Regions from separate parts of the Homo sapiens genome. Here all the other regions are linked to region 1. A link is an interaction called in ENCODE POLR2A ChIA-PET data of the cell type or tissue named here. Cell type or tissue: Caco-2. All regions are shown on one strand. Links, peaks and the distances in the headings refer to the core of each region. The heading gives the core; the rest is flanking DNA.

Region 1 (5,890 bases), core at 1-4,000:
AGATCACGCCACTGCACTCCAGCCTGGGCGACAGAGCGCGACTCCATCTCAAAAAAAAAAAAAAAAAAAAAAAAACACACACGCACACACACACACAAAATTAGCCGGGCGTGGTAGTGGGCACCTGTAATTCCAGCTACTGCGGAGGCTGAGGTTGGAGAATTGATTGAACCCAGGAGGCAGAGGTTTTTATACTTGCTAGGCAGAACTTAATTAACAATCAATTAGGAAAAGATATCGAAGCAGTAAACTGAAGTCAGGGTGAAAAGTTCTGTTGACCAAACATGGATTCTCTCCTTCTAGAACCAAGTTACAGTTGGAGTTACAGAAAATACTTTGAACAGGTCCTTTGGTATCCTGTAGGAAATCAGACAAAAACATAGATCAGTTACTTTCTTTTTCTTTTTTGACACAGTGTCTCACTCTGTCGCCCAGGCTGGAGTGCGGTGGCCAGATCACCGCTCACTGCAGCCTCCACCTCCTGGGCTCAAGCGATCCTCCTGCCTCAGCCCCGCAAGTAGTGCGGACTACAAGCCCGCGCCACCATGCCCAGCTAATTTTTTGTATTTTTGTAGAGACAGGGTTTCACCATGTTGCCCAAGCTAGTCTGGAACTCCTCAGCTCAAGCGATCCGCCCACCTCAGCCTCCCAAAGTGCTGGAATTAAGGGCCCCTGAGCCACGGGGCCGGCCCAATTACTTTACTCAGTTTGAGCATTAGCACTGGAAGAAAAGCTGTCACTTGCATATATATTTTTTTAAAGACATGATCTCACTCTGTCCTGTCACCCAGGCTGGTGTGCAGTGGCGTAATGTCGGCTTACTGTAACCTTAACCTCCCGGGCTCAAGCAATTCTTTTTTTTTTCTTTTTGAGACGGAGTCTCGCTCTGTCGCCCAGGCTGGAGTGCAGTGGAGCGATCTCGACTCACTGCAACCTCCGTCTCCCGGGTTCAAGCAATTCTCTGCCTCAGCCTCCCTAGTAGCTGGGATTATCGGTGCCCGCCACCACGCCCGGCTAATTGTTGCATTTTTAGTAGAGACGGGGTTTCACCATCCTGGTCAGGATGATCTTGTACTCCTGACCTCGTGATCCACCTCCCTTGGCCTCCCAAAGTGCTGGGATTACAGACGTGAGCCACCACGCCTGGCCCGATCGCTTTTATTTTTAATAAGATGTTTTCTTCGTTTCCTAGCCCCTTCTACCACCCTACAAATTTCCAAAGATTTTAATGTTGCTGCAACAGCCATCAGATGTCAAGCTAGGGGGTGCAGCTCCCTAATGCGGGGCAGCCTCAGAGGGGGCCAACCCTGCCCAGTATGAGCGGCGCTGGGCGGCAGGGGACGCTGCTGTGGTCCCCGGTACCTGGCTGGGTTAGGTGTTGGGGGCCGCACCTACACAGCCTCAGGTGAGGCGAGTGCGTGGCAAGGACTGCAGCTGGCTCTAGCGGGCTTGTGCTGTCCATTGAGGAGCTTCTGCGCCACCTTGTGCTTGTGCCCGCTGGGCGCCAGCAGGTTGGTGCGCAGCGCGTGCTCCAGTAGCGTCAAGCCCTTGCTGCGCCCAACGCGCAGGTAGTAGTAATCCAGGCAGTGGTAAAGCTCCCCTTGTAGCTTATTGTTGCCTGCCGCCGGGTCCGAGCCTGCAGAAGCTGACAGCTGCCTGTGGCCACCCGCCTGCGCATGCGCGCTTCTGGAAGACCCAGGCCCCCCTCCCCCGCAGCCCCGCCTCGAGTTCCGATTGGGCGCACCTCTGGTGACGTCACGGGGACGGGCGTTCGCCGAAGGCGCGTGTCTTCGGCGATGTCACAGCACCGGGCCTTCCGCGACGTCACAGTGACGGTACAGTGCCTGGAGCTAGGCTGTTTTCTCCTTAGAGTGGAGCTTGGTAACCGCGACCTCCCTGCCAGGTCCTTTGTGTTGCTGTCTGGAGATGGGTAGTTGACAAACTCCGACCCAGCACTGTTTCTGTGGGTCAAAACTAGAAAACTATGTCTGGATGCGGCCGAGGCGGAAGGATCCCTTCAGGCCAGGAGTTAAAGAGCAGCCTCAGCAACGTGGCGCGACCCAGTCTCAGTAGTTTCACCTCAACTTCCCAGCTCCTTGAACCCCAAGGTTCAAGGCTGCCATGAGCTGTGATCCCATCACAGCACTCCGTCCTGCGAGACTGAGGTAAACCATGTCTAAAAAAATAAAAAAATAAACTATCCAACTGTGCAACAGGGAGGGACTGCTTAAAGAAAACATGAGGCTGGCTGGACTCTATAATCCCAGCACTTTGGGAGGCCGAGGGGGAGGATGGCTTGGTCTAAGGAGTTCGAGACTGCCCTGGGCAACGTGACGCAACCCCGTCTGTAGAAAAGTTTCAAAAATTAGCCAGGCGTGGTGCACGCTTGGTGTATTTTTTTCCCCCCCGAGACGGAGTCTCGCTTTTTCGCCTAGGCTGGAGTGCAGTGGCGCGATCTCGGCTCATTGCAAGCTCCGCCTCCCGGGTTCATGCCATTCTCCTGCTTCAGCCTCCCCAGTAGCTCGGACTACAGGAGCCCGCCACCAAGCCCAGATAATTTTTTTGTATTTTTAGTAGAGTCGGGGTTTCACCGTGGTAGCCAGGATGGTCTTGATTTTCTGACCTCATGATCTGCCCGCCTCGGCCTCCCAAAGTGCTGGGATTACAGGCGTGAGCCACGGCGCCCGGCCTGTTGCATCTAGTTTTACTCAAGCAAAGGCTGTGGACTTCCTTAGTTTACACTGATGTATTCTAGTTTGCATCTGAAGTGTACTCTGAGGATGCTGACTTCCAGATAGCCATTTTTGGGTCAAGGGAAGTTAAAGTCTCCTGAGTATAGTAGCCATACCACCTAGAGAGCTTCCTTTTAGTTTGCTTAAAAAATGTATTTTACCTTAGTTTTCTTACATTAGGTGGGCAAAATAAGAAAGAGCAGAAGGCCAGGCGTGGTGGCTCATGCCTGTAATCCCAGCACTTTGGGTTTCTGAGTCAGGCGGATCACCTGAGTTCAGGAGTTCGAGACCAGCCTGGCCAACATGGTGAAACCCCATCTCTACTAAAAATACAAAAATCAGCCGGGTATGGTGGCATGTACCTGCAATCTCCACTACTTGGGAGTTTGAGGCATCAGAACTGCTTGACCTCAGTAGGCGGAGGTTGCAGTGAGCCGAGATTGCACCACTGCACTCCAGCCTGGGGGATAGAGCAAGACTCTGTCTCCAAAAAAAGAAAAGAAAAGTTTAGGGACACTCAGCAAAACTATAAGGCCTAGAATTGGAAACTGGGAATTACTCTGTTCGTAGATAATTTCTTTTCAAGATGGGCTAGTGGAGTTTCTGAGCAGCAGCTATGTTCTCCTTTCACATCTTCAGGTTTTATGAGGTTACCTTTCCCCCTCTGAGTGATCAGATCTGCCTCACAGTCACTCATGGGAGCCCTTGATCTCGACAAAATAGACCTTGAGTAGCTGAGTTCAAATAACTGAGGTGGCAAGAGGGGATCGGCTTCTTGGTTCGTGTATATATATATATTTTGTTTTGTTTTGTTTTAATGAAAGAGAGAAGCAGTCTCAAGGTCAGGATAACTCACCCTGATGTTCTCACTTTTCAGGGATTGTGCTGCATTCTGACTTAGATTCTGCCATCAAAAACAGAATGCCCTGATCCTTAGAGGCAGAGGCAGCTCTTCAGCCTATGGGGTAAGTAACCAGGGAATGGAGTTCTCACCAATTCTTATTTTCTATGCTAAAAGTTTTACTTTAAGATTTGGGCCTGGCTGGGTGCCGTGGCTCATGCCTGTAATCCCAGCACTTTGGGAGGCTGAGGTGGGAGGTCAGGAGATCACGAGGTCAGGAGATCGAGACCATCCTGGCTAACATGGTGAAACCCTGTCTCTACTAAAAATACAAAAAATTAGCCGGGCGTGGTGGCGGCAGCCTGTAGTCCCAGCTTCTCCGGAGGCTGATGCAGGAAAATGGCGTGAACCCAGGAGGCGGAGCTTGCAGTGAGCCGAGATCGCGCCACTGCACTCCAGCCTGGGCAACAAAGCAAGACTCCGTCTCAAAAAAAATATATATTTGGGCCTGCTTCTTTTTTGTGTGTGTGTAATGGAGTTTCACTCCTGTTGCCCAGGCTGTAGTGCACTGGTACTATCTCAGCTCACTGTAACCTCCACCTTCTGGGTTCGAGGGATTCTTATACCTCATACCTCAGCCTCCTGAGTAGCTGGGATTATAGGCATCCACCACCATGCTCAGCTAATTTTTGTATTTCATAGTAGAGACAGGGTTTTACCATGTTGGCCAGGCTGAAACGCCTTACCTCATGTGATCTGCCCACCTTGGCCTCCCAGAGTGCTGGGATTACAGGCGTGAGCCACCGTGCCCAGCCTAAACTGCCCAATTTTAAGGGGACAATTGGGAAAACAATTGTTTAAAAAGGCAATGAAGGCGTTGCCATGACTGTGGTTAGCAGTGTGAAGATCCTAGAAAACCTGCGTGAACTCCTGGGGGCTCATAGTCTACTGCCTGGTCAAGAGCTTTAGAAAACTTGGATGTACATGTTAGGACACCAGGTTCTGAAAGCTCTCAGGGTTGTATAAACTTCTATATTAAGTTCCATGATGCTCGATGGGTAGTCCCACATTTAGACACGCTATTGCTATTGCTGCTTCTTTCCTTATCATGAAAAGAGAAGATGCAGATAATACCTGAAGCAGGAAGACAAAGGGGAGATACTGAACTTGTCATCTAACTTTGGGTGCCCCTCATGCTTCGTGTTTCCCATTGAGCCTCATTTATCAGTGACACAGGGAATGGTCCCTTTGCTCTCCACTTTCCCTGTGGCTGCCTGGAGGTAGGGGAGGCAGATCATGTCACTTGCCGACATTATGTTGCTGTGGATTCGTTGGAGCGACAGGAACAGGAAATTTTCCTGGTGGTGTATGTATCACTGGGGCTCACAGGGGTACTTTTTAGTCTTCTCACTGGCCTCTGTGATTCTGTGACCCTGGTTATTACATGTTCAGAAAGTGTCAGCTTATTTGAAAGTGATACTCTTCTTTTCTATTTAAACATTGCCAAAGACCATCACACTATTTTTTTAAATTGAAATATTTTTTTATTTTTTATTTTTTGGAGATAAGAGTCTTGCCCTTTCATATGAACATGAAGGGACTCATAGTCCTTCACCTGTTGTTGGTCTTTAATTTGATAACGTATCAGTAAAGGGTTATGTCTGAATGAATTATAGAAGTTTAGGACCTAAAAAAGGAAGGTCCCAGAAACTGGGCTTTGGTTTATTTTTACTACTACACTTGCTATCGAAACCAAGCAGGTGACTTCATTTCTCTTGGATTCAGCTTTCTCATGTGTCAGGATGGGAGAGGAAGGGAGGCGTTGGGATAAGTGTCATTCCACTGTCTGTACTTCAAATCTGGCTAACACGTGTGGCAAATACTTAGATTTGTTGACAGAGGTTTCCTGGAGTGCTGTCTTGAACGATTCTGAACAGGCTCAGCAAGAAAGTATGTTTCAGTTTTAGGTGTATCTGTCATGGAGAAGGAAGTAAGGACTGGGGAGCACTCACAGCATTCCTGGGGCATTCCTGTCCATTATTTCAATACCTGGTGCTGATGTTTCCTGTCTCTTGTCAGGAATCCTGTCTACTGTGTGTCTGATGACATGAACTTACTGAGTGCTGCTTAGTTGCATCATAGACACCACCTGTCTTTGAACAGCTACCCTGACTCTTGATGGAATGCAAAGGCTGCCGAGGGCCACTGGTGTGTGGAATGGCCTTCGGTCATTTCTGCTTAGAACACAGAGGTCATTTTGGCTACTAACATAACTCTTCTTTTGAGTGAAAGGGTTAAAATGTTCCTCCCAAAAGTA
Region 2 (7,781 bases), core at 2,056-6,055, 240 kb before region 1:
TTTTTGAAAGAGTTTGCAAAGGATTGGCACTAATTTTTCCTTTAAATGTCTGGTAGAATTCACTGGTGGAGCCATCCAGTCAAGGGTATTTCTGTGTTGGGAAGATTTTATTGGTAATTTAATCTTCTTACTAGTTATACGTTTACCCATATTTTCTTTTTCTTTTTTTTTTTTTTTTTTGGAGACGAAGTCTCACTCTTGTCCCCCAGGCTGGAGCACAATGGTGCGATCTCAGCTCACTGCAACTTCCGCCTCCCAGTTCAAGTGATTCTCCTGCCTCAGCCTCCTGAGTTGCTGTGATTACAGGCGCCTGCCACCACACCCAGCTCATTTTTGTATTTTTAGTAGAGAAGGGGTTTCACCATGTTGGCCAGGCTGGTCTTGAACTCCTGATCTCAGGTGATCCGCCTACCTTGGCCTCCCAAAGTGCTGGGATTACAGGCACGAGCCACTGCACCTGGTTGGTTTACCCATATTTTTTATTTCTTTGTGATTCAGTCTTGGTAGGTTTGTGTTTCTAGAGATTTGCCATTTCATTTGGTTATTCAATTTGCTGGTGTACATATGTTTATAGTATTCTCTTACGATAACCTTAATTGTTGTAAAGTCACAGTAACGGCCTCATTTTCATTTCTGATTTTGGATATTTGAGTCTTCTTGTGTTTCTTAGTCAATCTAGCTAAAAATTTGTCAATTTTGCTGAACTGTAAAAAAAACTTTTAATTTTATCTATTCTCTTAATTTCCTTTATTTATTTCCACTCTAATCTTTGTTTCTGGTATTCTGCTAGGTTGGGGTTAGCTCTTCTTTTTCTAGATCCTTTAGAGGGTATAGTGAGGTGACTAATTTGAGATCTTTCTTACTTTTATTTTTTATTTTTATTGATTTTTTTTGAGATAGAGTCTCACTCTGTCACCCAGGCTGGAATGCAGTGGTGCTATCTCGGCTCACTGCAACCTCCCTCTCCCAGGTTCAAGCGATTCTCCTGCCCCAGCCTCCCAAGTAGCTGGGATTACAGGCCTGCATCACCATGCCTGGCTAATTTTTGTATTTTTAGTAGCGATGGGCTTTTGCCATGTTGGTTAGACTGGTCTTGAACTCCTGACCTCAGGGGATCCTCCCGCTTCAGCCTCCCAAAATACTGGGATGTTGGCATGAGCCACCACTGCTGGCTTTCTTATTTTTAAAGGTAGATGCTTACAGCTAAACATTTCCCTCTGAACGCTGCTTTAACTTCATCCCATAAGTTCTGGTATGTTGTGTTTTCATTTTCATTCATCTCAAAGTGTTTTCTAATTTCCTGTATGATTTCATCTCCAACCAGTGATCAAGAGTGTGTTTATTTTCCATATATTTGTGAGTTTTCAAGTTTTCCTTGTTACTGATTTCTAGTTTCATTCCATCGTGATTAGAAAATACTTAGTATTTTGCATACTTTCAAACTTTTAAAACATTAATATTTGTTTTGCAGCCTAATACACTGTATACTCTGGACAATATCCCACACGCTCTTGAAAAGAATGTGTATTTTGCTGTTGTTGGGTTGGTGTCTGCATATGACCATTAGATCTAATTGGATTATCATGTTGTTCAAGTGCTCTCTTTCCTATTGATCTGGTCTCTGTATTATTAACATTGAGGTAGTGAGGTCTCCAATGATCATCCTGAAACTCTATTTCTCCCTTTAATTCTATCCTTTTTTACTTCATATGTTTTGATGCTCTGTTGTTAGGCACATATGTTTTAAATTATTATATTTTCTTGTTGGATTAAACTTTTTATCAGTATAGAATTCCCTTGTCTCTCATAACCATTCTTGGCTTAAAACCTATTGTGCCTAACATGTGGCCACTCCTGGTCTCATTTGGTTACTTTTTTTTTTTTTTTTTTTTTGAGATGCAGTTTCACTCTTGTTGCCCAGGCTGGAGTGCAATGGCGTGATCTTGACTCCCCACAACCTCTGTCTCTCGGGTTCAAGCAATTCTCCTGCCTCAGCCTCCTGAGTAACTGGGATTACAAGCAGGTGCCATCACAGCCGGCTAATTTTTCTGTTTTTAGTAGAGACACGGTTTCACCATGTTGCTCAGGCTGGTCTCAAACTCCTGACCACATGATCCGACCGCCTCGGCCTCCCAAAGTGCTGGGATTACAGGCATGAGCCACCACGCCCAGCCAGAGAGACCCATTTTAACCACACAGGGACCCAGCTAAAAACCCTTCCCTGGTTCTGTCACCATCAGATTAAAGCCTAAGCTTCTAGATCTCTGTCCTGCACTTTTTCACTTTAATAACGACCCTCCAGGCTCAGTAGCTGATGCCTGTAATTTCAGCACATTGGGAGACTTGAGGCGGGAGGATTGCTTGAGTCCAGGAGTTTGAGACCAGCCTGGGCAACACACCAAGACTCCATCTTTACAAAATATTTAAAAATCAGCTGGGTGTGGTGGCACGCATCTGCAGTCTCAGCAACTTGGGAGGCTGAGGTGGGAGGATCCCTTGAGCACAGGCAGTTGAGACTTCAGTGACTCGTGATCGTGTCACTGTACTCCAGCCTGGGTGACAAAGTGAGACCCTCTCTCTCAATAAATAAATAAATAAGCACCTCCTTGTAGTTACTGGCCTCCTCTCCTTTGATTCCCCTCATTCCACCCTGTTAGTCTGAATGTTACTCATTCTTCAAGACACATGCAGAAAGTATTCCCCGATCCCTTCCAGGCTCCACGCCCGACAGCACGGCCTAAATGCCCGACTCCCTCCTCGGTGCTCCATCTTAGCTCACACTCCTTACCACACTGTTTTGAAAGTATCTTGACTGTCCCTTCTCCTCAACTGGCTAACTTCTAGAGAGTAGAAACATGACTGCTTGGAAGGTCATTAAAAATTCAAATCCTGAACATTTCTTAATCCTGCAGATATGAATCAGTAACTCTTAAAAGCAAAATGTTATTTATCATTAAATATTAACAATATAATCACATTTTCTTGCATCTCTGGCAAGTTTCTTGGTACAACAATTTTAAGGAACGGACTCTTTAACAGCAGTTAAAGCTGCGCGATAGCTGACGCCTATAATCCCAGCACTCTGGGAGGCCGAGGCGGGAGGATCGCTTAAGGCCAGGAGTTTGACACCTGCATGGGTAACATTGTGAGATCCCATCTCAAAAAATATAATAAAGAAAAACAAAGCAGTTCTAGGTTTAGGGGGGGAAAGTAGCTCTCCAAGCCAAAAACCAACTCCCAAGGTGCTCCGGTAAACTCGTCCTGGGAAAATTTCCTATTTAATCTCAAAGGCAAAACGAGTCCACGGGCGCCCACGACACATTTCCCAACCGCAAGGACTGGTCACCCGCGCTGAGACACCGCCAGCTGCCTATGACCTAGCCTCCAAAGCGGCAGAGTCCCTCCCTCTCTCTCCCTAAACTGCCGTGATGGACATCTCTCGGCTCTCCTCCCAGACGGTTCGGAAGTAGGGACTTCTGCTCCTAACCCCAGCCCTGCAGCCTCGCCCTCAGCCACGGGGTGGAAGTCAGGACCACAGGCTTCAAATCCCCTCCCAACTCCGGGACGCTTCTGTCCCCCCAGGGCGACGGGGGATCAAGTCCCGGCGCCCCTGTCGCGGCCAAGAGCTGTGGTCTGGGTCCGAGCGTCCCAGCTAGGCGCGTTCCAGAGAGGTCATGGGAGGGGCCCCGCGCGACCACAAATGTTGCTTCGGAGCCAGCGTCCTGGACGGGGAAGTGAGAGCCGGGACGAGGGGAGCCGCCGAAGAGGGAGGCGGCCGGGAAATGCTCCGCGTCAGGCCTTCAAGGGCTTGTCCGGGCGCTGGAGATGCCGGCAACGAGCACGTTAGACGGAGAAGCCGCGCACTGTGAGGATTAAGGGAGCCGAGGGCGGCCTGGAACTGGGAAGGCGGAGCTGACGGGGCTGGAATGTGGGACGAAGGACAGCGGGAGGCACCGACGCGCAACTGCCCCAGCCGCGCGGAGGGCACGGACCGACCGCCCCGCCGCCCACGGCCCGAGACGCCCGGCCGCCCCGCTCCCGTAGCTGAGAGCCGCGACGCTCTTACACCAGTCCGTCCGTTCCGTACCTCGCCCGCGGCTTCGCCGACATCCACACAGCCGCTCGCCCGCGTGGCTGCAGTAGGTCTGGTCTCCGTTGTCCGCTCCCGCCCCACACACACCCTCCTGCTAGCCCCGCCCCCGGCGCGGCCTGCGCACGCACGATACGCAAGCCGTGCAAACGTCACTTCCGGGGCCTTTGGCTCTTCACCGGAGGAAATGTGAGCCGGATCCAAAGGGTCGAGGGGACTGGGGTGCCCCCGTGACGTCTAAGAGCAAATAGAAGAGGGCGGCCTCCAGGCTAAAGCTAGGGCACTGGGGAGCCCCGGAGAAGCCTGCCTTTCCTAGTCTGTGGCTCAGTCCCTGCTTCCGGCTTCCGGCGCGCAGCAGCGGGAGAGCGACGCTGGCCCCCTGGCGATCCTGGCGCTGCGACCGCGGTGGTAGCGCGAATGGGAGGTGGAGCGGAGCCACTGCGCCGAGGGACGCTTCAAAAACTCTTTGAGTTTCAGCCCTTCGCGGATCCGAGGATGTGACAGTTGTTCGAGTTAAAGGGTCTTAAGGCGATCGGTTGATCCAAAAGCAGCTGAATCTTTAGAAGACCCACGCAGGAGGATTCCTTGAGGCCAGGAGTTCGAGACCAGCCTGGGCCACAAAGCAAGATCACTGTCTCTACAAAAGAAATTTTACTTGCTGGGCGCGGTGGCTCACGCCTGTAATCTCAGCACTCTGGAAGGCCGAGGCGGGCGGATCACGAGGTCAGGAAATCGAGACCATCCTGGCTAACACAGGGACCCCGTCTTTTCTAAAAAATACAAAAAATTAGCTGGGCGTGGTGGCGGGCGCCGGTAGTCCCAGCTACTCGGGAGGCTGAAGCAGGAGAATGGCGTGAACCTGGGACGCGGAGCTTGCAGTGAGCCCAGATCGCACCACTGCACTCCAGCCTGGGCGACAGAGCGAGACTCTGTTTAAAATAAACAAACAAATTTTACAAATCACCCAGGCATGATGGCGCGCACCTGTGGTCCCAGCTACTGGGGAGGCTGCGGTGGAAGGATCGCTTGATAGCCCAGGAAGTTGAGGCTGCAGAGATCCCTCCACTAAACTCCAGCTCCGGTGACAGAGCAGAGCGAGACCCTGCCCTCCCCTCCCCCCACAAAAAGCATAACCGAGACCCAGAAGTGCAATAAATTAGCCAGTGTCACAAAGTATTAATGGTTGAGTCACAAATTGAATCCTGTTGACGTGATTCCCATGTAAGGAATGTGAAAAACAGTACCTAAATACTGACTGCTCTGCGTCCTGGATGCCATCTATGGCGTAAGGTGCAGTCACAGCAAGAAAAAAAAGAAAATACTATGCTGTGGCTGTGAGATAGGCCTGGGTTGGAATCCCAGCTTTGCTAATTATCGCTGCTGTGTTTTTGGACAGGTTGCCTAATTTTTGTCTTTTTTTGGTGGGGGAGTCTCGCTTTGTGGCCCATACTAGAGTGCAGTGGTGCGATCTCGGATCATTGCCTCCTAGGTTGAAGGGATTCTCCCACCTCAGCCTCCCAAGTAGCTGGAATTGCAGGCGCCCACCACCACGCCCAGCTAATTTTCTTGTATTTTTAATCGAGACAGGGTTTCACCGTGATGGCCAGGCTGGTTTCGAATTCTGACCTCAACTGATCCGCCCCCCTTGGCGTCCCAAAGTGTTAGGATTACAGGTGCCCGCCACCACGCCTGGCTAATTTTTGTATTTTTAGTAGAGACGGGGTTTCACCGTGTTAGCCAGGATGGTCTCGATCTCCTGACCTTGTGATCCGCCCGCCTCGGCCTCCCAAAGTGGTGGGATTACAGGCGTGAGCCACTGCGCCCCGCCAATTTTGTATTTTTAGTACAGACGGGGTTCCTCCATGTTGTCAGGCTGGTCTCAAACTCCTGACCTCAGGTGATCCACCTGTCTCAGCATCCCAGGCATGAGCCACCAAGCCCAGCCTCATTTGGTTACTTTTTGCATGGAATTTATTTTTTCATTCTTTTGTTTTCAATCTCTTTGTTTCTTTGTATCTAAAGTGAGTCTCTTATAGACAGTATATGGATGGATCATGTTGTATTTTATTTTACTTATTTTTTTTACATTTCCCAAGGCTCTGTCATCCACCTTTTCATTAAATCATTCTACCAATCTCTCCTGGGCTCAGGTGATCCTACCACCTCAACTGCCTGAGTAGCTTGGACTGCAGGCACATGCCACCGCTCATGGCCTATATTCTTCTTCTCTTTTTTTTTGGGTGGGGGGGTGGTGCTTAAACAACAGAAATTTATTTCTCTTGGTTATGGAGTCTAGAAATCCAAGTTAAGGGCTGGGCGCAGTGGCTCACACCCGTAATCTCAGCACCTTGGAAGGCCAAGGCAGATGGATCACCTGAGGTCAGGAGTTCCAGACTGGCCTGGCCAACATGGCAAAACCCCGTCTCTACAAAAAATACAAAACTCAGGCATGAAAAACCAAAAGAAATCCAAAATCAGATCACAGAATTGGCAGGTTTGGTTTCTCCTGAGGCCTCTCTCCTTGGCTTATAAATGGTCACCTTTTCACTGTGTCCTCACATGGCCTTTTCTCTGTGAACATGCATTCTTGGTGTCTGTGTGTGTGTCCAAATTTCCTCTTTTTATAAAGTCACCAGTCGAATTGGACTAGGGCCCACCCTAATGGCATCATCTTAACTCACCTCTTTAGAGACCCTATTCCTAAATACAGTCACATTCTGAGGTATTGGAGTTAGGACTTCAACATATAAATTTGGTGGGGATCACAATTAAGCCTATAACATAATCATAGTTACTTAAAAAATAAATAACATGGTGATATAGAATAAGCAGGCAGGAGCGAGGGTTTGGGAGCCTAGGGAGAACCTGGTAAGATGGCACCAAGTTGACACCATAAGGGACTGTGAGGGTGAAGCCACCTGGGAAGGAAGAAGAGAAGGAAGATGCCAGACAGTCCTGGAGGTTAGGCAGGACTTAAATGACTTTGAGACTGGTCACTCATCCAAATATGAAAACTCTCGGGACTCAGAAAATGATAGGACTAAGCAAAAATCCAGCACCAGGGCGGGTGGCTCATGCCTGTAATCCCAGCACTTTGGGAGGCCGAGGTGGATGGATCACCTGAGGTCAGGAGTTCGAGACCAGCTCTGGCCAAATGGTGAAACCCCATCTCTACTAAAAATACAAAAATTAGCTGGGCATGGTAGTGCACACCTGTAATCCCAGCTATTCAGGAGGCTGAGAGAGGAGAATCGCTTGAACACGGGAGGCAGAGGTTGCGGTGAGCTGAGATTGCGCCATTGCACTCCAGCCTGGGTGACAAGAGTGAAACTCCCATCTCAAAAAAATAAAAAGGCAGCACGAGTGCAAATGTTTTGGCTTCTTCTTGTGTAGCTCATCTCATATCTCCCAGTTAGAAACTTTCCTTGTAATGTAGAATCCCTATTGCTGGGATATAAACCTGTATCCTCCTGTTCTGTCCCCAGGGAAGAGATGTCACAAGTCTGTTCATTCATTAGAGTACTATTATTTATCTTTTCTGTAGACTTATTTTCCGCAAGTTGTTTTGGCTTCTTTTCTGTAACTGGATCTGGGTAACCTGACAGTGCAGAACCAGGCCCTGGGCTTCAGCACAGGGACATGCCGAGGCTCGGGACACAGACACGTCCCCACTCTGCTACCCACTAGCCTA
Region 3 (7,781 bases), core at 1,762-5,761, 270 kb after region 1:
CACACCCTATCTCTAAAACTAAAAAATTAAAACACACAAAATCATCTTGTGTGGTCATCTCTTAGAAATGGGTAAATTCCTTTTTGAGATGAAGATTTAATATTTCCCAAATTTGACTTATTATCTTAGTAAACAAAACAGGGACTAAAAGGGGCAGGAGTTAATACACAGAAATACAGGTACAGTGCCTCTGCCCTGAAAGCACTTAACCCAGCTGGAGAAAGAAGACAAATACATGTAAATTTTCACAACAAAAGATCTGAGTGACAGTTAGATATAGTGATCATCTGCCTCAAAGAAAGAAACAGATCATTGCTGAAAGGGTGGCTGAATCATGTGGACTCTGAAAGACTACAGAACTTCAGAGGAGATCAAATGACTGCAGTGACCACCCCTGTGCAGGCAACAACTTCTACATTTCTCTCTCAATTTGACCCTGGGGCTGCATATCCATCTTTCCAATCAGCTCAGTAAGTATTTATCGCATTAAAGACCTTCTGGAGTGAAAACATGAAGAAGCCACGACTCCTGCAGCCATGTGTTGGGGGAAGCAGAACACTTACCCACTCTCCCTGAGCCTCAGTTTCCTCATCTGTGAAATAGGAATGATAACAGTACTTAACTATCTTATGAGAGGATTAACAGGGATGAAAATCTTTCCAGAGGCCGCCACTACCATTTATTGCTTGCTTTCCATGTGGAACTACATCAAATCCTCAGATTTCACTGACACTGAGAGAGTAAATAACTTGTCTACAGTTGCAAAGCTAGTAAATGGCAGAGAAGCTCCTGTTCTTGGCCATCTGCTTCTAGTGTACATGTGATAATGGATGGAAAGTGTCATAATGCCATCTGTCTCACGATAGTTTCTCCATAAATGGCAGTCATTATTAGGGCAGTTCTAGTCAATTTCTACTGCTTGTAATCCCCCAAATGTTTACTCTAGACTCAAGGAGGGAGACTCCACAGAGATGACCCTTGCACTAGATCCTGATGGCTTTTCAACACAAAAGGGATGGGAGGGACAGCCAGCCAGGGCAGGAACAACACAAGGACGTGCCCAGAGGAAAGAAAGCTCCCGGAGTTTTAGGAAACAGCTAGAGAGGGGTGGGACATGGGGTGAAAGAGTCATTTGGGACAAGATCGAAAGGGCCCTGACTATCAAGAGGCTGGGTGTGACTTGGTCAATATAGGAGAGCAATCAAGGAAGAGGGGCATGCTCTGGCTGGTGCTGGCAGCGATTTGGGAAGACCCAAGAAAATGGAGGCAGACAGTGAGGAATGCATTGTAACACCCCCTGGGTGAGTGAGAGTGAGTTATGAAGTTGGCCAGCAGGAGCAGGCATGCCAGTAAGCGTCTAAACACGTGAAACACTTCCCGTCACCCTCAGGTAAAGTCAACAGGACTTGACAACTGCCTAGATTGGGTAGGATCAGGGAGGAGGAGTGAGGGAACAGATAGAGTCAAGGTTAGGTTGTTTAGAAAAAAAATACATTATTTAACATGAAATTTGAGTTTGTAGTACCTTTATAACTCTGAAGAGGCTTCTGTCAAAAAGTGTGTCTAGTTTGGTCTAAAACTAAAGGAAAAAAACCAGCACTAGATTTATTTGCAAGGAGTTACATGAAACCATGGAGTGGATATTATGGGTCCAGAGACCAACTGTGGAGTGAGTGAAGACCAGGACAGAACACCATAAAGTGCCTCCATTTAACGGGCCAGGAGAAGCCAGGCACGGTGGCTCACATCTGTAATCCCAACACTTTGGGAGGCTAAAGTAGGAGGATCACTTGAGGCTGGGAGTTCAAAAACAGCCTGGGCAACAAAGTGAGACTCTGTCTTTACAAAAAATAAAAATAAAACAATTAGCCAAGCATGGTGGCATACACCTGTAGTCCTAGCCACTCAGGAGGCTGAGGCAGGATTGCTTGAGCCCAGGAGTCTGAGGCTTCAGTGAGCTATGATCACACCACTGCACTCCAGTCTGGGAGACAGAGCGAGAAAAATAGGTTGACTGTGTCAATATAGAAGTCACTGTATTTGCCAACCAAGAGGTCATTGGTGGCCTGTGCAGTTCAGTGGAATGACAGCTGTGCTGACAACTGGACTCTGAGGACTGAGGAATGATTGTGGAGGAACGAACCTCTTGATAACACAGAAGTAAAAAAGCAGCTCCAGCCGAAGGAGGGAGGGTCTGGAAGGAGAGTGGAGAATGGCCACCGGCTGGGGAGACAAACACATGGAGAGGCTGAAATTCCAGGAGGGAAAAGTAAAGACCCTCAGAAACTGCTGCCCAAATCTCCAGCAAAGGGGCTCATGTTCCACTGAGACCACGGTGAGGGGAACCAGCAGCCAATCGGAAAGGACTGGAAGGGAGATGAGTTCATTCCGGTTAGTTTTCTCAGTTCCCGTCTGAGAGGTCTCCACGTGAAGAGGGAGAAGAGGGATCGCAAAGACTAAAAGCTACAGAGGATAGGTAACGAGATGACCAGAAGATCAGCAAAGACATTCACAACCGCTCCCTGAAAAACTCCAACTCGAGGTCAAACCACCAAGCAAGTTCCCTGTCCTACACCCAAGGAGCTGAGCACTGCTGTGGTCACAGCAGGCCCCCATGCACTCCACACTCCAGTCTGGGGTGGTGGAATTAAGGGGGTCAGCGCACAAACATTCCCTGCTGGCTTCAGAACCAAGCCACTTTCATTGTCTCTACCTTCTTCCCTTGCTTCTCAACTCCCTGCACCCTAGCTCTTGCCCAAGTGATCACCAAAAGTGTTCTTGCTTCAAGGGCCTGGTGCCTCCACACGGACAAATCCAGCGGCTGCTCCTCGGTCCTACTCCATCTGACACTGCTGATCATTCCCTCCTTAAAACTGCCTGCCCTCGGGGCTTCCATGACACCTTCTCTTTCAATTCTTTCCTGATCCGACTCTCCCTTCTTCATCTCCTTCTGGATTTTCTCTTCTCCAGAGAGGCTCTGGCACTCTCATGGTGCTGACTTTCATCCTCTGACCCTCCTACTGACGTCCTCACCCAGGCCTCAAAATCTCAGCTACCACTACAGGCTGTAACCAAGAAGTCCATGCTTTCTGGAGACAGAGAGAGGAGAAGGACCAGAGAGCAGATCAGAGGCGGGGACGGGCAGCAGGGTGGGCGAGGTGGGAGAAGTGCACGTGGTTAATGACTATGAAAAAATAGAAAGAATGAATAAGATCTAGTATTTGATAGTCCAACAGGGTGACTACAGTCAACAATAATTTAATTGTACATTTAAAAATAACTACAAGAGTATAACTGAATGTGTTATGCTCACAAATATAACAAGAGCTGCAAGTTCCCAGAGGAGCCAGGCCCAGCCACAGTGAAGAAGCCTGCCGCTCCCTCTTCTGGCTGTTGGACAACAACGCTGCCTGAAGCGTTAACTCTTGGCAGAGTCATGGAAACAAGCAATTAATCAAAGGGTTGAGGTTAAAAGGATTAGAAAGCCTTTTAAAAAGATTTTAAAAAATCTTCGATTTTAGGATCATTAGTGGAAAAAAGGGAGCTAAGATCAATCCTCCTTGAATACTACAGTCTGCTTTAAATTTATATAGATCATGGCCAATCACGAATCAGCTTGCAAGACAATGCCTATGTATTTGTAGGTTTTTTGAACAGTATTTGTCCATACTTACAGTAGAAAAGATGTTGGGCTTAGGAAGCAATACATTAGCCCAAAGAGATGAAAAGAGGCCTTAAAAATCAACTGTTAGCACTTCTGCTACAGGAGAAGATGGAGGAAGCCCACGAAAGCCTTTCTCTCTCCACAGATTACAGTGAAAAATTTCGACACAGCCGGGCGCAGTGACTCATGCCTGTAATCCCAGCACTTTGGGAGGCTGAGGCGGCGAATCACCTGAGGTCAGGAGTTCGAGACCAGCCTGGCCAACATGGAGAAACCCCGTCTCTACTAAAAATACAAAAATTAGCGGTGATGGCATGCACCTGTAATCCCAGCTACTCAGGAGGCCGAAACAGGAGAATCACTTGAACCCAGGAGGCGGCAGTTGCAGTGAGCTGAGACTGTGCCACTGCACTCCATCCAGCCTGGGTAACAAGAGCAAGACTCCAACTCAAAAAAAAAAAAAGAAAAGAAAAGAAGAAATCTCCAGACAAAAAAACAAAAAAAATACCCGACTCTGAAAAGCAAACAAAAGCAGGTGGTCTGGGAGGGAAACAAAACCTGAGAACCATTTGGGGTGGAGGATGGATGTGAGTTTCTTGGGGCTTTTTCCCCTTTTCTCTCAGGGCCTCAATCCTGGTGCAGCTGCGGTGGCCCCACAAGCAGCTCCAACTCCAGGAGAAATCCAATCTTTCTCGCCAGGAGACTGAGAAAGGCTGGAGACCCAGGAGGAGCTCACAACTCAAGGGCAGCCCCCCAGGTGGGGACCAGCAACAGGCGTAGCCTGGAAGGGAGCCCTTGCTGTCCAGAGTGCCCAAGAGTCATTTTTCCCTTTTCCCTTTTCTACTTTCCCTGCTCTGCTCCAAGGACAGCTCTAGTAACAACAGGTGGGCAAACCTTTGAGAGAAACTCGGAACTTGTGGCTACAGGACCCAAAAGGGGGTATCATGTGGGCCAGAGGGTAGGAGCAGGGAAGTTCCAGAGAGGAGAGCTAGAGAAGGGGACTCCTCCAAATTTGAGTATCAATCAACACAAATTCTAGATTCACCTGAGCTGTTTATGTGCAGAACAGCACCAAAACAGCAAGCATGGAACAGACCCAGCACAGCAAAGACCCCAAGTGAGAAGGGAGCAAGTTCCACCGCCAGTCCAGTCCCATATGCAAAGACCCAGAGTGGGTTTCAAAACCAAATGACACTGAAATCCTTGCCCCGGAAGGCAAGACCGACTTGAAGTCTGAACCTAATTGGATTGACAGCCTCCTAAAACACAAACCAGAAGCTTTTAACAGGACCCAGAGTCTAAACAATATAATACTCAAATGTCCAGGATACAATCTACAATTACCTCGACCACGAAAATACGACTCATTCTCCAGGGAAAAGATAATCAACAGATGCCAAGCCCATGATGACATGTTAAAATTATCAAGATTCTAACTATTATAATAACTGGGGGAAAAAGTAAACATTCCTGAAATGAATGGAATAATACAAGTTCTCAGGAAAGAATAGAAGTTATAACAAATAACCAAATGGAAACTTTAGAATTGAAAAATACCTGAAATGAAAAATTCACTGGTAGGCTTGATAACGGAAGATGCCAGAACAATCTGTGCATATACAGACAGATCAACAGAAATTATCCCATTAGACTCTGAGGCTGCAGTGAGCCTGAGGGTGCCACCGCACTTCAGCTTGGGCAACAGAGTGAAACCTTATCTCTACTAAAAAAAGAGACAGGAAAAAAAAGAGAAATTATTCCATTTGAACTACAAATTTTTTTAAAAAGGAACAGAGCCTCAAAGACCTGTACAGCAGTATCAGAGGTTTACCAGTTGTGTTTCTGGGAGCTGAAGAAAAGGAGGAGAAAGAGATTGGGATAGAAAAAATATTTCAAAAATAGCTGAGAACTTCACAAATGTAGTAAGAAACATAAATTTACATAATCAAGAAGCTCAGCAAAAATAAACTGGGGAAAAAAAAGCTGAAATATATCATTATCAAATTATTGAAGACCAAAGACTTGAAAATCTTTTTTGAAATTTATTTAAATTTTTTTTTTTTTTTGAGACGGAGTCTCGCTCTGTCCCCCAGGCCGGAGTGCAGTGGCGCATCTTGGCTCACTGCAAGCTCTGCCTCCCGGGTTCACGCCATTCTCCTATCTCAGCCTCCCGAGTAGCTGGGACTACAGGCGCCCGCCACCATGCCCAGCTGATTTTTTTTTTTTTTTTTTTTTTTAGTAGAGACGAGGTTTCACCGTGTTAGCCAGGATGGTCTCGATCTCCTGACCTCGTGATCTGCCAGCCTCGGCCTCCCAAAGTGCTGGGATTACAGGCGTGAGCCACCGCGCCCAGGCTAGTGAAGTGAAGCAGTAGGAGTAGAGGGGGATAAAAAAAATCTTAACAGCAGCCAGAGGAAAATGACACATTAGGGTTAGAGTGATAGCGGATTAAAATTTTTTTTTAATTAATTATTTTTCAAAATATAGAGATGGAGTCTCACAATGATGCCCAAGCTGGTCTCAAACTCCTGGCCTCAAGTGATCTTCCCGCCTCAGCCTCCCAAAGTGCTGAGATAATAGGCATGAGCCACTGCATCCAGCCTGATCACAGATTTCTAATCAAAAACTGTGACAGCCAGAAGTCACTGAAATGACATCTTAAAAGTTCTGAAGGAAAAGATCAATCAACCCAGTGAAATTATCCTTCAGGAATGAAAGGAAATAATGACATTCTCAGCTAAATGAAAATAAGAGAATTTGTAGCCAAGAGACCTGTTCTCAGAAAAGTGCCAAAGGCAGTTCTTCCTGGTGAAGTAAATGATAAAAAGGACGCAGGGCACTTCAGGAATAGAGAGGAAAAGAAATGATGACAAAAAGACTATTTTTGTTCTCTTAAGTTCTTTAAAATATGTAAGAATACAGAAAGTCAATGTAAAAACACTACTAATAGTATGCAGATTATATGTTTCAATGTATGTAGATTATATGTTATAAATACAACCATAACACAAAAAGAAGGTAAAGAGACTTATATACACCAACTGGTAAAATATTAACTCTGGACTATAAATGGTCAGGCATGCATATTATTAACCCTACTAGTAACCTAGTAGGGATCCCTTCAGTAACTACTAAAAACAAAAATAAACAAAAAGATACAGCCAAAAGGCTACAAATCTTTTTAGCTTTATAGATATAGAAAAAGCAAGTGACAACATTCAACATCCAATCTCAGCAATCTGAACTTCCTAAACCTGGTAAAAGACATTCATGGAAAACCTAAACTAGCATCATACTTAATGGTGAAGGACTGACTGTTTTCCCTTAATATCAGGGACAAGATGAGGATGTCTGCTCTCACCACTCCTACTCAACATCATCCTGGAGGCCCCAGCCAGGGCAATGAAATAAGAAAAAGAAGGAAAAGCCATACAGATGAGAAAGAAGTAAAACTCTGTTTGCAAATACCACGACTTTCTGCACAGAAAATCCTAAAGAATACACTAAAAAAGTTCCTAGAACTAATAAGTGGATTTATCAAGGCTGGAGGGCATAAGATCAATATAAAGTCAGCTGTACTTCTATATCAGCAATCAACAACTAGAAATGAGCACCATTTACAATAGCACGCAAAATTATGAAATAGGTATAAATCTAAAAAAATTTGTGCAGAACCTGTATGCTACACTGTTTTCATGGACTAGAAGGTTCAGTATTGGCGGGTTGTTTTTTTTTAACCTTTGACTGATCTTAAATTATTATTATTATTAAATTTTTTTTTGAGACAGTCTCGCTCTGTCGCCAGGCTGGAGTGCAGTGGCGCAATCTCGGCTCACTGCAACCTCCATCTCCCAGGTTCAAGTGATTCTCCTGCCTCAGCCTCCCGAGTAGCTGGGACTACAGGCGCCCCCGTCACCACACCCGGCTAATTTTTTGTATTTTTAGTAGAGACGGGGTTTCACCATGTTGGCCAGGATGGTCTTGAACTCCTGACCTCGTGATCCACCTGCCTCAGCCTCCCAAAGTGCTGGGATTATAGGTGTGAGCCACCGTGCCCGTCCGATCTTGAATTATTAATATTGTCAAGATGTCAATTCTCCCCCAAAACTGACCTATA
Region 4 (7,781 bases), core at 1,451-5,450, 180 kb after region 1:
CCACACAAAAGCCAACTATCCTCATTAACAACAATATCTAGAAATTAGAAATCAGAAGCCACTAAAACTGAATGATTGGCATTAAGGTCTGAGACCCTGAAGAAGGCTTTTCACCGCCTGTAAGGTGGGTTTGTATCCATCAAACAAATAAAGAGGGCCACGATATATAAATGAAAAAATGAAGTATAAATAAGTGAACATCTGTAATAAACTAGTAGAGAATTAATAAAAAAAGAAACCTCATCAATGAAGCTGTATCTGTTCCAGAAAAGGTCTTCAGTTTCTATATATACACACAGGAACATACACACATATATACATAAAACACATACATACATATGTATAGATCATTATTAGCTAAATATAGAGTCAAAATAAAAAACGTATCTTCTACTCACTTTGACAGAGACACTCCCCCAGCTTTCCCAATCATCTCTTCATGGTGCAATACTGAGTGGTTCCATGGAATCTGGAGGAACTTTAAGAGTGTTCTCATCCACCGTTCAGGATGTAAGACAAGTTGTTCATAGTGAACCAACATGCACTTTTTATAACCAACCTCCATACACTGGTTATACATGGTCTCTATAGCACGATTCCACTTTGTCAAACAGTCCCTATAGCTGTTCAGATCAAATCCAGCTATAGTAACTTTTCGAGAAATCATTGAATGTACTGATGCCCGGCCATCTCGGACCATCAGGAGAAATTTGGCATTGGGGAATAACCTAGAAAGGTAAGTTAAAGATTTCAGGGCAAAAGGATCTTTATTACATAAATAAGGGGCTGGCTCCCCATGCTTAACGATAATTTCTAGTAAGAAGGCTTGCATGGCAGAATCCAGCACTTCATCAGTAACACCAGCCTCATCCAGGCGGATCTTCTCTTTACTTGACCGTGACCACATCTGCTTCAGGGCCAGGATTCGGGGAATGACCCTGGTTTCCTCTCCACAGCGAATGTCAGGATGTGCGTCCAGCATGGCCCTCATGAGTGTGGTTCCACTCCGAGGCACACCTCCAATAAATATTAAAGGCATATCTTTGTGATAGGCAAAGGTTTTGTTGGCTTTGAGGTCCAGGCCAGTTCTCACAGTGGTCCTTGTGCTCTCCAATTTGACTGGCTGGCTACGTTCCTCTATCCGGTGATGGCATTCCATGGCATGCTGGCCCAGGTAAAACACAGTCACAGAACTAATCACCAGACATGCCAATAGTAAGTTCTGCTTCAGCTTTCCAACCATCTTGATGTGGTTATCTTGTTATTAAACAGATATTTTGCTCAAAATGATTTTCGGAAAATGTTCAGGCCATGGACAGTCTACTTCAGAAAGATAACCAACATCTAGTAGAGAAAGGAAAAGGTTATTTATCATTACATTGAGATTGCTTACAAATCAGTCACCAGTTATCACCACTGCATTTTAGGTAGAAAGAAGCTGAAACAGTCTTGGATTCTTTGATATTCTTAAAACAAAATTGAGACCGGGCGCGGTGGCTCACACCTGTAATCCCAGCACTTTGGGAGGCCGAGGCGGGCGGATCACGAGGTCAGGAGATGGAGACCATCCCGGCCAACACGGTGAAACCCCATCTCTACTAAAAAAAAATACAAAAAAAATTAGCTGGGCATGGTGGCGGGTGCCTGTAGTCCCAGCTACTCGGGAGGCTGAGGCAGGAGAATGGCATGAATCCAGGAGGCAGAGCTTGCAGTGAGCTGAGATCATGCCACTGCACTCCAGCCTAGGCAACAAAGCAAGACTCTGTCTCAAAAAAACAAAACAAAACAAAACAAAACAAAAACAAATGAGTAAAATTTGTTTTACTCAGTATATACAGTATATACAAATTTGAGTAAAAATAAATCAATGTTTATAATCAGAAACAGCTTTTGTTAATGAAGTAATTTTGAAGCTATGTACCTGGTAAAGAATGGAAAATAAATAAAACTATTTCTATCAGTGAGTCAACCAAATATTTAATAAGCCCAAGAATGTCTGGAGTCCAACCCAAGGCTGATCTCTGCTATTCAGACTTGCTTTACCTCCAAGCAGTCATTATCTCCACATTCTAACAATGAGAAATTATAGAAGAAATATGAAACAACTTCCAAATCTTTAACAGAGATTCAGTTTATTATCCCACAATTTATTTAGGTACTACAGACCAGATAGGCTCGACTGAGGACCAACTTTGAAAAGGAAAACAGTATAGTAACTTCTGCTGTTGGAAAACAAAGCCTTTTGACAGACAGATATGTAAACAATAACAATAAAATGTGATGAGTGCCTCCGTGGAAATACGCAAAGGGACAATGGGAGCATAATGAAAAGGAGCATGTAATTGACCTGAGGAAGCTGTAAAAGTTTTACAGAAAGTAGGAAGGAAGGACCAGGTGCAGCAGCTTACGCCTGTAATCACAGCTCTTTGGGAGACCGAGATGGGAGGATCATTTGAGCTCAGGAGTTCGAGACCAGCCCACACTGAGACCCTGTCTCTTTAAGAAAGAAAAGACAGAGGGAGGGATATTCTAAACCAAAGGAACTTGTGTGCAAAAGCACAATGGCAAGACAGAACACAGCATAATTAGGTGACAGGAAGAAGTTTAGGAAAGCTAGTGTATAGGCTGCAAACAAAATTGTATGTATAAGTATCTGTGATCTAATCCTCAGAAGGACAGGTAAGATCTGGACACAGGAAGCACTCCATGCTGCAGGTACACTATGACCAAAGACATGGATGTGCAAAAGCAGAAGCATGTATATGAAACAGCTGGAGCTGCTAGTTTAGCTAGAGCAAGGGTATACAGTGGGAAACAGACAGCAACCAGACTACATGTACACCAAAATAATTTACCCTGAATCCTCAGAAGGCAAGTGTGACAGTTAATTTTATGTGTCAACTTGGCTAGACTTTGGTGTCCAGTTGTTTGATCAAACACCAATCTAGATATGTCTGTGAAGGTATATTTTAGATGTGATTAACACTTAAATCAACAGATTTCTAGTAAAGTGGATTACCCTCCATAATACAGGAAGGCCTCATCTAACAGGTAAAGGCTTTAAGAGCAAAGACTGAGGTTTCCTGGAAAAGAACTACAACATAGAAACCCTGCCTGTGTGTCCAGCCTGCTACCGAGCAGAATCTGGAGTTAAGACTGTGGCAGGCCAGGTCTCACTAACGCAGGCCTCCATAACAACTGTTTCAGTACTGACTGAGTGGTTAAGTTAAATATTAAAAGCTAAAAAAAAAAAAAAAAAAGCCAGTGCTGTTATACAAAGGCTGGAATGTAACAAAAGCGCACCAAGAGTTTTGCCCAGGCCTTTCCTGGGCCTTAAAGCATGACAAAATAACGAAGGAATTCTTAACAGGACCCATTTAGGATTAAACAAGTTTTATTAGGGGTCTGAAGAAACTCCCCAGGCCTCCACAAACAAGTTTATTGGAGGTCTGAAGGAACTCTCCAAATCTCCGTGATTTAGCAGGAGATAAGATAAGGGTAATCACCCCAGAACCTAGACCCACTTAGATGAAGTAAACTTACTGAGGCTCCAGAAGAAGGGCTTCAGGACTCAGACTTTAGTTACAGATTAAAAGAAGTTAATCACTTACATCTTCAGATGAATGCACACTTACATGCAGACATATAGGTTAGAAGGTACATAAGCTCAGAAAAACTTTGTAATTTTAAGTCGGTCTGGTGATAATTTCCAGGCCTCCCTGTAACAGTTACAGAAATAAAAACTCTCTTCCTCCCCAGTTCATCTGCATCTCGTTATTGGGCCACAAGAAACAGCAACCCGACCCTCAGTTTGGTCCGGGAACAAGACTGCAACATCAACTCATCTCTGCCCAACTGCCCTGTGAATTTCAGACTTGAAAGCCCCACAATCGCATAAGTGAATTCCTTAAAATCAGTCTCTTTCTCTCCCTACCCCCGACCCCTCCCCATATACAGAGTGGGCATGCGCGTTACCCACCACTCTAAATTCAGTGAGATCCCTTCCAACCCACTAGCAAAGCAGCCAGTCCTAATGGTTTGCCTTACCCTGACTACTGGTTGTTTTTCTGTAAAACCCTAACACAGGGGTTTGGTTTTGTTTTTCTGGAGAACCCTAAGGATACAGTAAATATACCTGGGGAAATGACTAACTACACTAAAAAATACATTCTGAGAGGGAAGACTTCCAGCTACAGCCTAGTGAGAAGGTAGTTAATTCCTCTCCCCAAAAACCAATGATAAAGCTGGGTGAAATGGGCAAAACAACCCTTTCAGTGCTCTGGAAATCCACCAGAAGAATACAACAACCTGAGAAGCATTTATGCTTGAAAAACTGCTAAAAGGTGGGTAAGAACAATGAGGGTCTGTGTAAGGTTACTCCCACCTCATCTACTCATTCAGTAGGTACAGAGGTTCTGCAAGGCAGAGCAGGGCAAGGCAAACCATTAGGACTGACAGTTCACTGAGTTTGGAGTGGGGAAGAACGCACATGACCACCTGCACTGTCAGAGTAAGTGATGGAGCAGGTGGGAGGCGAGTGAGAGGGTGAACAGCTCTAGAAGGTGGAGGTTGCAGTCTGGGTGGGGCACATTTGTTGGCCAACCCAGAAGTGGCATGCAGGCACAGAGGAGACATGAAAGGACTGGGTGGAAAGTAAAAGACAGCAGATCTGAAAAAGCCTAAACTTTGTATGTGCTCCCTACCCACAGAGATCTACTGGCAGAGGACAAATGCCTTACTGGCTCAAGATGTCTGAGGCAACCACTGTCCAAGCACTGGGTGACCACTGATCACTAAGCTATGCAGACAGGAAGGCAACTCCTAGAAAGCCATGCTTAAAAATGAAAACAATTATAAAGTGTGTGCACACTTGTTTTTAAAAAAGCTTTATTGAAGTGTAATTTATATATAGTATGTGAACTTCCAAAACCTAAGACAGGTATCAGTTAATTTAGAAAGTCTATTTTGCCAAGGTTGGGGAACACGCCTGTGAAACAGCCTCAGGAAGTCCTGATGACCTGTGCCCAAGGTGGTTGAGATACAGCTTGGTTTTATACATTTTAGGGAGACATGAGACATCAATCAATATATGTAAGAAGTACATTGGTTCCGTTTGGAAAGGTGGGACAGCTCAAAGCAAAGGCAGTATATATACATTAAGTATATATACTTAAATAAAGTACATATACCTTACACTATATATACTTCATTAAAGTTGTTTAGATATAAACAATCCTAAAAGTGTGTGTGTGTATATACATATATATATGAGAGCAACATAAGCACACATTTAAATGACAAGGCAAATTTATAGAGACAGAGTGAAAAAGCAGGGATTTAAGTGCAAGCTTACATGAAGGAACTTTTTGCGGTGACTGAACTGTTCTAAAACTGAACTGTTGTCATAGTTGTACAACCCTATAAAATCTACTAAAAAATTATTGAATTACACCCTCATACTTGTGAAAGGAAAATAAATCTTGGGGCCCCCAAATCACTAAGCTAAAGGGAAAAGTCAAGCTGGGAACTGCTTATGGCAAACCTGCCTCCCATTCTATTCAAAGTCATCCCTCTGCTCACTGTCTGTCAAAGTATTTTTCTAGTAATGAATTCCTTTTTTTAAAAAAAAGCTGTATTGAAGTGTAATTTATATATATAGTATGTGAACCTCCAAAGTCTGAGACAGGTATCAGTCTCAGTCAGACAGATAGATGCATATATGATTGCCTCCTTTGGAAAGGCTAATCAGAAACTCAAAAGAATGCAACTGTGCGTCTCTCACCTATCAGTGACCTGGAAGCCCCTTCCCCGCTTCAAGTCTTCCTGCCTTTGCTTCGAGCTGTCCCACCTTTCCAAACGGAACCAATGTACTTCTTACATATATTGATTGATGTCTCATGTCTCCCTAAAATGTATAAAACCAAGCTGTATCTCAACTACCTTGGGCACACGTCATCAGGACTTCCTGAGGCTGCTTCACAGGCGTGTTCCCCAACCTTGGCAAAATAAACTTTCTAAACTAACTGATACCTGTCTCAGATTTTGGAAGTTCACATACTATATATATAAATTACACTTCAATACAGCTTTTTTTTAAAAAAGGAATTCATTACTAGAGAAGTACTTTGACAGTCTCAGTAGAATACACCAACTAAGAACTGGTTCTTATTTATTCATGTGTATACTCTTTTAATCATTCATTCAATATATGTTTGAGCACATAGTTTTGTGCCAGGCACTATATAAAGCTTCAACAAAGAATCACAAAGACTAGGTTGAGATTAAAATATCAGCTTAATAAGAAAAAACTGCAAAGAAAAAAGTATTAAGATAATTGGTGGCAATATAGCATTAAAATGTCTATGCAGGAGAATGGCGTGACGTGAACCCGGGAGGCGGAGCTTGCAGCGAGCCGAGTTCGCGCCATTGTACTCCAGTCTGGGCGACAGAGCAAGACTCTGTCTCAAAAAAAAAAAAAAAAAAATCTATGCAGAACATTGCATCCATTATGTTAAAAGACACACTTAAGATGATATCCTAATGTTCAATTCAAAAGGAGCCAGGTAGAAAGAAAAGGAAACAATGGCAAGAAAAGAGAATAATGTAGAAAACAGAGAAGAGTCGATCCTATTATACAATAACATTTTGGTTAAAGAAAGTAAAACCATATTACAGATTCAAAAAAAGAAAGCTTCCGGCTGGGCGCGGAGGCTCACACCTGTAATCCTAGCACTTTGGGAGGCCAAGGTGGGCAGATCATGAGGTCAGGAGATCGAGACCATCCTTGCTACGGTGAAACCCCATCTCTACTAAAAATACAAAAAATTAGCCAGGCGTGTTGGCGGGCACCTGTAGTCCCAGCTACTGGGGAGGCTGAGGCAGGAGAATGGCATGAACCCGGGAGGTGGAGCTTGCAGTGAGCTGAGATCCTGCCACCGCACTCCGACCTGGGAGACAGAACGAGACTCCGTCTCCAAAAAACAAACAAACAAACAAACAAACAAAACTTCCCTGAATGTAAACAGACACTATAGATGTAAGGATCTATACATCCATAGAGCAAAACAAATGGTAACAGACCCAATCTGGACACATCTTGGCAATTCCAAGCACGAAAAATTCTGCAGGCTTCCAAACAGAAAAAATGAAAAACCCAAACGACCAATAACAAGCTGACATTTGATGGCACTGAAACATTAAATGCTTGTCCTATGGTTTCCGTGTGTGTGTGTGTGTCTGTGTGTGTGTGTGTGTGTGTGTGTGTGTGTAGCCATGCTTTTATTTTTCAAGCTTGCTTTAAAGAACTTGTATGTTGCTTTTCTAACTAGGAAAAGATAAAGCAATATTTTAAAAATAAAAAGAACAGTCTTTCTTTTAAAATGGCATTTAGGCTAAGACCTGAAGAATGAGTAGGAATTAGTGAAGGGAAGAGCATTCCAAGAAAAAGTACGTAGATATGCAAAAGCCATGTAACGGGAAGGCGTTTTAACGCATTCAAGAAGCAGGAAGTAGGCCAGGCATGGTGGCTCACGTTTGTGATCCCAGCACTTTGGGAGGTCAAGGCGGGTGGATCACCTGAGGTCAAGAGTTTGAGACCAGCCTGGCCAAAATGGTGAAACCCTGTCTGTACTAAAAATACAAAAATTAGCCGTGGTGGCACATGCCTGTAATCCCAGCTACTCCGGAGGCTGAGGCAGGAGAATTGTTTGAATCTGGAAGACGAAGGTTGCAGTGAACCAAGATCACGCCACTGCACTCCATGCTGGGTGAGAGAGAGACAC

The links. Peaks named below come from ENCODE experiments on the same cell type or tissue, not always from the same donor. Only the 100,000 strongest peaks of a DNase experiment are listed, where the experiment ranks them.
Region 2: POLR2A ChIA-PET joins it to region 1 with 13 read pairs; 3 of 35 experiments call an interaction of 5 or more read pairs at or near these places.
Region 3: POLR2A ChIA-PET joins it to region 1 with 12 read pairs; 3 of 35 experiments call an interaction of 5 or more read pairs at or near these places.
Region 4: POLR2A ChIA-PET joins it to region 1 with 13 read pairs; 3 of 35 experiments call an interaction of 5 or more read pairs at or near these places.

What each region holds. Positions count from the first base shown.
Region 1 is chr7:66,409,422-66,415,311 of GRCh38, reverse strand. No RefSeq gene overlaps it. Among named protein-coding and RNA genes, the nearest start is that of LINC00174, 12 kb to the right of the region's middle. In Caco-2, for the core only: a CTCF peak has its summit at 1,333 (motif pointing right); a DNase peak (open chromatin) is centred at 1,721; H3K4me3 peaks cover 2,520 bases.
Region 2 is chr7:66,650,933-66,658,713 of GRCh38, reverse strand. It overlaps LOC100996437 (a long non-coding RNA gene), which reads right to left and starts at 4,195. Exons shown (of 4, transcript NR_110037.1): 1 at 4,088-4,195. It also overlaps a transcript of RABGEF1 not described here. RefSeq lists enhancers at 3,097-3,702, 3,703-4,308, 4,309-4,914 and silencers at 3,837-4,086, 4,097-4,166. In Caco-2, for the core only: no CTCF peak of the experiment used is centred there; DNase peaks (open chromatin) are centred at 3,483, 3,873 and 4,273; H3K4me3 peaks cover 2,808 bases.
Region 3 is chr7:66,136,742-66,144,522 of GRCh38, reverse strand. The region is part of intron 4 of CRCP (CGRP receptor component); the gene reads right to left. Among named protein-coding and RNA genes, the nearest start is that of CRCP, 26 kb to the right of the region's middle. In Caco-2, for the core only: no CTCF peak of the experiment used is centred there; DNase peaks (open chromatin) are centred at 2,094 and 3,372.
Region 4 is chr7:66,233,888-66,241,668 of GRCh38, reverse strand. TPST1 (tyrosylprotein sulfotransferase 1) reads right to left here. Exons shown (of 6, transcript NM_003596.4): 2 at 399-1,344. The coding sequence starts at 1,243. Among named protein-coding and RNA genes, the nearest start is that of TPST1, 32 kb to the right of the region's middle. RefSeq lists a silencer at 6,321-6,521. In Caco-2, for the core only: no CTCF peak of the experiment used is centred there; a DNase peak (open chromatin) is centred at 3,338.